Regions from separate parts of the Mus musculus genome. Here region 1 is linked to region 2. Evidence: chromatin contacts called from ENCODE POLR2A ChIA-PET data. All regions are on one chromosome and are shown on one strand. Each heading gives the region's core, a stretch centred on a gene start or an enhancer-like site at or near the end of the contact. The rest is flanking DNA. Distances are from core to core; before and after follow the strand shown. Region 1 has its middle 25 kb from the start of Cfap20. Region 2 holds the start of Usb1 (U6 snRNA biogenesis 1).

Region 1 (4,177 bases), core at 1,357-3,856, 77 kb before region 2:
CTCAAGATCTTCAAACCAAGATCCAGATAAGGATCTCCAAGCCTCCAGATAAGGGTCACTGGTGAGCCTTCCAATTCCGGATTGTAGTTCATTCCAAATATTGTCAAGTTGACAACCAGGAATAGCCACTACAACCCCCTTTCTTTCTTTCTTTTTTTTTTTTATAAGATGCCATGTGCCTGTCCCCTCTACAGAGGGAATCCCTGAAATAAGGTGAGAGTGGGGTGATGAGTGACCTCAGCAGGGCTTCCTGCCTGCCACTGTGCTGAAATCTTCGCTGCAGTCTGGGTCTGCTTTGGAGTGAAAGATGCTTTTGTAGAAGCAAGGAAGTCTGGGATAGCCTTTCTCCTGCCCTTGGTGCCAGGACAGCAGGGAAGTGTTCCTGGAGACTGAGAAACAGTAAGACTCTCCACACAGAGCCCCTTTCACCCTGAGGCCCTTGTCAGCTGGCACTGAGGATTACCTCACCAGCCTCTAAAGGGTGGCTGCCGGCAGCTGCCGGCTTCCCTGATCCTCCGCATACCCATCTGAGAGGAAGTGGGGGGTGCTGAGGAAAACGGATATTATCTAGGCTGGAGCCAGGCCCCCGGAACAGTGGCTTCCACCACAGCATGGCCCTTGACTTTGGTTCAATTCAGAAGGAAGATGACAGGCGATGACTAATTGAGAAACTAGGGGAAGGGGGAGACCTTGGGGGCAGAGGCCTGGTCTGGGGGTCGCCCCTGGCAGGCAGGGCTGTACTGCACCAGAGCACCTTAGGAAGTCTTGTTTTAGTAGAAGCTGCCTTCAGAATGACAGTTTGTAATTGGCATGCAGCTGTCCCAGTGACTGATTCTGGGGATCAGAGATCTATCATGCCCCTTATTGGCTCAATGACTGCTTTATTTGTGGCCAGCCGAGAAGCTGGCTGGCACTAGACCTGACTTCCTGAAGGTCTTCCGGGGATTCGAACAGTTTCCCTGGACATGCAGTGGATTTAGCTAAAACATTTTAGAGTCGCAGAATAAATTACCTGCACTCCTACTTATGAAGACATGGAAGCCACTCTGTGGCAGGTGTGAGGACCCAGGTCACCTAATGGAAATCCTGTGGTACTCCTGGCCCTGTGTTGGCATCCCTCTGCCTCAAGGACTAGACTTGGCTTGGCCTTGGTGGTGAAAGCCATTGGTTAGTTACCACATGTTACCTGAACTCTGAGGCCGAGAGTAGAAAGCAGAGACGTAGAAGTTTCACGGATGGATCATAGACGGAGTGTATCCCATGGCTAATTCAAATGAAGTGTGATGGCAGACTTGGTCCCCATCCTGTCCGGCGTATTCAGACTTGTAAGACATGCCCACTCCACAGCTGGCCTGGCAGCAGCCTGCTCAGAATGCCACTGTCATTCTGGGGTTTGGGAGGCTTAAAGCTAGGGTGTTAGGACGGTGAACAGGGTCTAGGGATGTACAGCTTGGTTGGTAGAGGCTGGCTGGTTTGCACAAAGCCTTGAATTTGATCCACAGCACCACATACAAACCAGACCGTTAAATAAAGTAAATATCTAATAAAACAAATCAAACCGCATGGTGAATCCTAATACTCCCAGCCCTCTGGAGAAAGAGGCCCAAGGTCACACTCAGCTCATCTGAGGCTCACCCAGGATGGGACAAACCCTGAACCCCAAAGTAGCATATTCAACCCAGTACACCAGGCAGTCTTTTACCACCACATACTTTGTTAAATGTATTTGTTTCATGCGTTTAGGTGTTTAGCCTGTGTGTATATCTAAAAGAGCATCAGATCCGCTGGAAATGCAGTTAGAGATAGTTGTGGGCTGCCATGTGAGTACTGGGAATCAAACCTGGGTCCTCTAGAGGAGCAGCCAATGCTGTTAACTGCTGAGCCATCTCTCCAGCCCCCACCGCAACATGGCTTTCCTAGCTCTTCATGAAGTACCTTCAGCCGGGCGGTGGTGGTGCACGCCTTTAATCTCAGCACTTGGGAGGCAGAGGCAGGTGGATTTCTGAGTTCAAGGCCAGCATGGTCTACAAAGTGAGTTCCAGGACAGCCAGGGCTATACAGAGAAACCCTATCTCGGGAAAAAAAAAAAAAAAAAAAAAAAAGAAGGCGCCATCTGCCACTAGTCCGGGACTTGCTAGGCTGGCCGGGGGTTTACCTATCTCCGTCTCTCCAGTGCTGGGATTACAAGTGTGTGCCACAAACTGGTTGGCAGAGGCAGGCAGATCTCAGCAAATTCGAGGTTTGTCTGGTCTTCCTAGTAAGTTCCAGGGCAGCCAGCACTGCAAAGTAAGACTGTCTCAAAGATAAATAAACAATAAAGATATCAGCCGGATACAATTTGGCAGGAAAAGATCCCATTACTGCAACAATTGTTTTGTCAGAACAATGTTGGTTATAGAAACATGGATGGGGGGCACCGGCCCATTAGAATCGAGGCATTCTCCACAGTCCCATCCAGCTACTTATCTGGGTGTGGAGACCACTGTCACACTCCATTGTCCCCAGTGGGCTCTCCAGGGAGGGCAGTTTACACTGCCCAGCCTGGCCCTGGGCCGAGGGAGAGTCAGGTCATGTTTTTACCGGCTGTCCCTATGACAGCTCCCTGGGTCTGACAGGCTCTGGGCTGGCACTGTAGCCTCTCCACTGGGCACATGTGGCTGTTAAAAGGGCTCTAGCCTGGGTGGACACTCTATTCTTGCATGGGAGGAGCCTTGTGAACTTTGTAACTTTCTGAGCTTCCCGAGTCTTAGAAACTTCCCAAGTCTTTGTTGGTGGTAGATACATAGGCAGCCACCTAGTCCGGCTAAGAAAGGACTAGGCGGTGAGCCTAGCCAGTTTGGGATGTCTCCGGCTGTAGGACCTACAGGCCACCCCATCAGATTTCCATACACCTGCTTTCTCCCTTGGATCCTGGCACTCACAGCCCAGAGCCACAACAGAAGCACCCCAGGAGGGAGCCAAACGGACTTGCTGGGGGCACTGGTGACACAGGGCTGTTCTGTACACCTACCAGGGAACTTCCACTGAGGTCTCTCTCAGCTTTGCTTCCAGTGAGTGTAGCATGGTGCTCCTCAGTTTTCAGGGAAGGTCTCCAAGTCTCTCCTGCTCAGAGCCTGAAGCTCAGGGAAACTTCTAATGGCAAGTAGAAAGAGCCTGACTCAAAGGATGCATTAGGTTCAAGCGAATATTTAGAAAACCAGAGGAGACTGAAGAGTGAGCCTTGGAACCTGAAGGTTATTGTATTTATAGTTTGAGCCTTTTGTCTCTTGAGATGGAGTCTTGCTCTGTAGTGCACACAGGTCTTCAACTCATGATCCTCCTGCCACAGCTTCCTGAGCACTGGGCTCATATTCCTTGGGGGTGATCCTACAGTGACTACAGATCCTACAGTGACTGTATTCTGTCAGGAAGGCTCACAGCTTCACTTTGTAGAGGCAAGAGTGGGGGACCCCCTGGTGAGTGACGGGGAACCAATGGAAGCTCTCACACTTACCTGTCTTACAGTGAACCGGTGCGATGTTTTATAAGGGCTTCTGTTGTCTGTTCCACCTCCCACCCCTTGCGCTGTTTGGCTTAGCTTCAGACACCATGGATACCAACGGGCATGATTCTTTTCCCTGAGGCTCATGCTCCAATCCAGATGTGCAGCGCCTCGTGGGTTTATCACTTTGAGCCTCCATCACAGCTCAGAGGCATGAGCTGACTGCTTCCCAAGGCCCTGTGCCTCCAGGTCATTGAAAAGACATAGGGATGTAATCTAGAGGTGGGTGTGAAGGGAATTTAGGGGCCAAGAGCAGGCCTTTACACTGCTTTGCTTTCTGAGCAGACTTGAATCTTTCTCTACATCTGTAAGCGGCACATCATCCTGTTCCCTCCGGGCTGGACCAGTGTGGGGAGAGAGGAAGGAACAGAGACTGGGGGAACTGGGAAGGAGAGATGGAGGGAGGGAGAGGGGAAGGGACAGAGTGGGAGAACTGGGAAGGAGGGAGGGACAGAGAGGAGAGAGAGAGAGAGAGAGTATAAATATGGATCTCTTGAGATAAGGACAGGTAATCTTCATTTGAACAAGTGGGCCCCATAAATCTGTATCTTCATAAGTCAGAGCCAAGGCTATTGATGGGCATGCATGCGTGTGTTATACACATGTGCATGCAGATGTAGCTACCTAAAAACAGAT
Region 2 (4,339 bases), core at 1,403-3,902:
GATCCACTTGCTTCTGCCTCCCAAGGCCTGAGATTAAAGGCATGCACCACCACACCAGGCCAGCCTAATGTCTTTTTATGCATATCTGCTCATATTTAGGAACAGCCAAAATCTCCTTTAGTAGGTGAGCTGGCTAGACAATGGAATATTAGTTAGCACTAATAAGAAATGCGCTATCAAGACGTGACAAGGCACAGAGGAGCCTTGAATGCACACTACTAAGCCAAAGAGGCCATGTGAAAAGGCGATATATTGAGTGACCCCAATTCTGTGACATTCTCGAGATGGCAAATTTGTGGGAATAGATGGCTGGTGGAGGGCAGGGGTAGCTAGTTGAGCATGAAGGATTCTTTTTTCGGGGGGCGGGGGGGGGGGGTTGAGACAGGGTTTTTCTGCGTAGCCCTGGCTGTCCTGGAACTTACTCTGTAGACCAGGCTGGCCTCGAACTCAGAAATCTGCCTGCCTCTAACTCCCAAGTGCAGATTAAAGGCATGCGCCACCACTGCCTGGGTAGCATGAAGGATTCTTATAGCAGTAATATTACTCTACATGATAATATAGATGCACATCTTTTTAAGTTTGCCCAAATTCATAGAATATATACCACAAAAATTAGCCAGGGGGCTGGAGAGATGGCTTAGGGGTTAAGAGCACTGGCTGCTCTTCTAGAGGTCCTTAGTTCAGTTCCCAGCAACCACATGGTGGCTCACAACCATCTAAAATGGGATCTGATGCCCTCTTCTGGCACACAGGTATATGTGCAGATAGAGCACTCATGAACATAAAATAAATAATACCTAAGAAAAAAAGATTAGCCATAATATTAAATGTTTGTGAAGTTTGGTGATTATAATGTGGGCTCAGGTCAGGTGGTAGTGGCATACACTTTTAAGTCTAGCATCTGGGAGGCAGAGGTAGGCAGATGTCTGAGTTCTGGGACAGACAGACAGGACTACATGGAGAAACCCTGCCTCAAACAAACAAACAAACAAACAAAAAATGAAATGAAATGAAAAATGAAAAAACCCACAAAATTAAAAAACCCACAAAACAACAATAGCAAAAAAGTGGGTTCATCTGTTGTAATATAGCACTCTGGATGGTGGATACTGGTAATGGGTGAGTCTACACAAAATCAGAGCCACCATTTTGTGTATTGTGCTAATTGGCATAGATTATCTGATTTAATCTTCCAAAGAGATAGATAGCATCACCCCCACTTTAGAGGTGCAGAAATGAGACACCCAGTAGCTGACAGAACACCCAGTGCAGGAAGGTCTACTTCAGCAGTTAGGCAGTCCATTGTCTCCTCAGGTCTGCGGTGGGAGCTGAGTCCAGCACACAGCAGCCCTGGTGTCTTCCTCCTAGCCAGAGCTAGAGGCACTTTAGTCAGTGACTCACACGGTATGTAGATGTGGGTGGCCCAGTTGCCCCGCTCATGGGGAAAGGTTCGGATTCGACCGCCATGCTTTGCACTGTCGTCCTCAGGCCCTTCCTCTGTGCTGGGGAACATACTTAGCACACTGTCAGGCACTGGAAGCTTCTCACTGGGAACGGGGTTCTGGCCACTGCAAAAGAAGAACACACATTTATCCTCATTGATACCCCTTTGAACAACGGTAGTTCTAAGCTGTTATGCACAGTGATTCTTACCCACACCAGTCTTGCCATGTTGGCCTCGAACTTGATCCTCCTCCCTCAGCCACAATGGCTGAGTGTTCATTTCCAGGAAGGGGTTGAGCTTCTACTAAAGAACCATAGCTTTCTAGAACTGCTTAAGTTTCCTAGCTGGGAAGGCAGACCTCAGCTGGCTCTTGGTCCCCATGGAAACATTTCAGCAGGTAGCAGTGTGGCTTGGAGGTCCCTATTAGATAGTTGGACAGGCCTGAACTCAAGTAGCTCTGTGATCTTGGCTTACATTAATTTCCTCACGTGTAGAGCATATTTTTACTTGCTAGAGCTCTTGTGCAATGAACCGACACACTACAGTCAGCAAAGACCAGTATTTAAGAACCTCGAAGATTTAAGCCTCTTGGCGCATGAGATTTTCATGGGTTTTTCAACAGGCTGGTGTCTCCAGTCTACCGTGTGGCTCACGGTGGCTATTCATTAACCATTTACTAGACGAACGAAAAGCTTGGGTTATTATTGCATAGTGTTCAAACGAGGAAACATCTGGGAAGAAACATAGTTGCTTTCCAAAAGAGAAAAAAAAAAAAAAAAAACGCACCAACGGAGAGGGCTGGACTTGAACCCGTGTCCTCACTCCCAACTTTGCCTTAGCCAGGGTGTGTGTGTGGTAGTGCCATTCCAGGGCTTTGTCCAGGGTGTGTCCTGAATCCTTTCCCTCGACATCCCTTTTTCTCTTACCGGGGAACTGACCCACCCTCTTGGTTCCCCGGGAGGCTCGGGTCCCACTAGGGTTTCAAAAGAATCTACGCTCGAGAGAGAAAAATTCCTCGATCCTCACCAACGGTGGAAGCCAGTACCCGGTTTGCTCCGCCCCGCGGCGACAGCCTCCGCTTCATCCTCTGAACCGCTGCTGCTGTAGCCCACCAGGGGCGCCGAGCTCATGGGGCCTCGACCACAAGCCGTGTCCACCGACAACCTGATCCGACGCCCGGAGTTCCTCTGAGCCGGAAGTGCTCTGTGGGGGGCGGGACCTAGAGTAGCTCCACCTCGGGGCGGGGCCTGGCGACCCGGGGGGCGAAGCCCAGTGGAGCTTAGGACGGACGGCGGCCACCGCCTGTGCGGTAAAGGCTGTAGGAGGCGGCCTTCCGGATCACTCCGTCGCCCCAGTGTGGGTTCCACAGGTCTGCGGGTCTGTTTGCCAGACTTGCAAAAAGTTGGAGTCTCAGGATCCCTCTTGAGAGCGAGCTGAGCCGCAGGTCAGCTGCAGAAGACCGGAGAGTCAGGTGGGGCTGCGGCGAGCCGGGGATGAGGATCCCGGCTCCTCCGCGACCGTAGGCTCCGGCGAGCGGATCCCGAGGCTCCAGCCCCGCCCCTCCGTACCCACAGGCTCGGGCCAGCGGGGCCGCGGGTCCCCGACAGGGGGCGGCCTCGCTCCGCGCCGCGGGCTTCTCGGCAGCCGCCGCCCCGGCTGCCGCTCCTCCCCCGGCCCCGCCTACCCGGCCTCGCGCCGACCCTCTGTCCGCCGGTCTCTGCAAGACCCGTCGGTCTGTCCGCTCGCCCGTCCGTCCGCTGCCCCGGTCCCGCTAACCCGAGTGCGCGGGTCGATTCGTCGGTTCCGGCTGCTGCAAACCTGTCTCCCGACTCCGCGCTGCCTGCCTCTGCTACGCGAGGCCCGGGGATTGGCAGGACGCGTAGGCCGCGCCGCGGCGGATGGAGCCGGAATAAAGAGGCGGCAGAGAAAGCAGCTGGTCTTCGCTTGTCCCGCGCCTGACCCCTGGAGCAGGTGAGTGGCAGGGCACCCGGGACTGCATCTGGGGGCCACTCCAGTAGCCCCTGCACCCAGGGAGAGCCTCCTGAGCTCCGAGGCGATCCAGGCTGGGCCTGGAAGTACAGTTGCTTCCCGGGCACCGTTTGAGGCTCTGGGGCCTTCCTCGGCCGGAACCACCCCCTTTTCGGGACGCAGTGGCTGGGCCATCCGGAGCAGGAGCTGACAGCAGGCAGCCCAGCTGGGCCTGATGGGAGGAGATCAGCTTTCATTCGGTGACTCTGAGAGGAAAAAGGGCTAGGGTGGGGCGCGGGTGGGGGCTTCTCTTTGCCTTTCCTCTCCACTTCTCTCTCCAGCTCTTGTGCAGTGAGCTAAGAGTGTTCCTGGCTTCTCCTTACTGGAGAAGGGTCAGGGTAGGCAGTGGGGTTGCTCTAGGAGGTGGGGAGTGGGGGCGGCTGATGGGGCTGGCAGCCATTCATACCAGGAAAAATAACACACAGTTGGATTAGTACAGCTAGATCAGACAGTGTTCCGTGCAGTCCACCGCTCCTCTCTACCTTAGGAACGCTAAAATGGCCAGCTGTGGTTGGTTGGTCGTACTCCTAGGTACTACCCCAAATCAGCAGCCTCTTTATTCCCTCCCTTCCCAGAAGATGCTGAGGGTGACAACTTTTAGCTTGATTCTTAGGTTTCTTTAAGAGAACAGTTAGAAGCCAGCTGGCTTATGGGAACATTCTCTACTTTCCTTCCCTTAAAGAAAACTTGCAAACTTTTAAATCTATAAGCAGCTGAGAACCTAGAAAGGAGGCTGCCTTTGATTCCAAAAATAATTCTCTGTGGGATTGCTTTAATACTATCTCAAAGTGGTGAATTAGAGATTTGCTGGCATGGGGTGGGGGCGGTGGTTAGGTGGGCTTTATCTTGCAGTGATTACTGTGAATA

What was found. ChIA-PET counts read pairs that join two places held with the same protein, here RNA polymerase II (POLR2A).
Region 1: POLR2A ChIA-PET joins it to region 2 with 10 read pairs in Patski. The contact joins the enhancer-like site here to the promoter of Usb1 in region 2. POLR2A ChIA-PET finds 5 or more read pairs at or near these places in 2 of 5 experiments (Patski and embryonic stem cell).

Annotation. Positions count from the first base shown.
Region 1 is chr8:95,408,085-95,412,261 of GRCm38, reverse strand. No RefSeq gene overlaps it. Among named protein-coding and RNA genes, the nearest start is that of Cfap20, 25 kb to the left of the region's middle. Within about 2 kb of position 2,606, at least 1 of the 3 ENCODE cell types and tissues checked has a DNase peak (open chromatin) inside an H3K27ac peak, as active enhancers do.
Region 2 is chr8:95,330,597-95,334,935 of GRCm38, reverse strand. It overlaps Usb1 (U6 snRNA biogenesis 1), which reads right to left and starts at 2,652. Exons shown (of 7, transcript NM_133954.2): 1 at 2,471-2,652; 2 at 1,402-1,568. The coding sequence starts at 2,574. It overlaps Zfp319 (zinc finger protein 319), which reads left to right and starts at 3,125. Exons shown (of 2, transcript NM_024467.4): 1 at 3,125-3,415.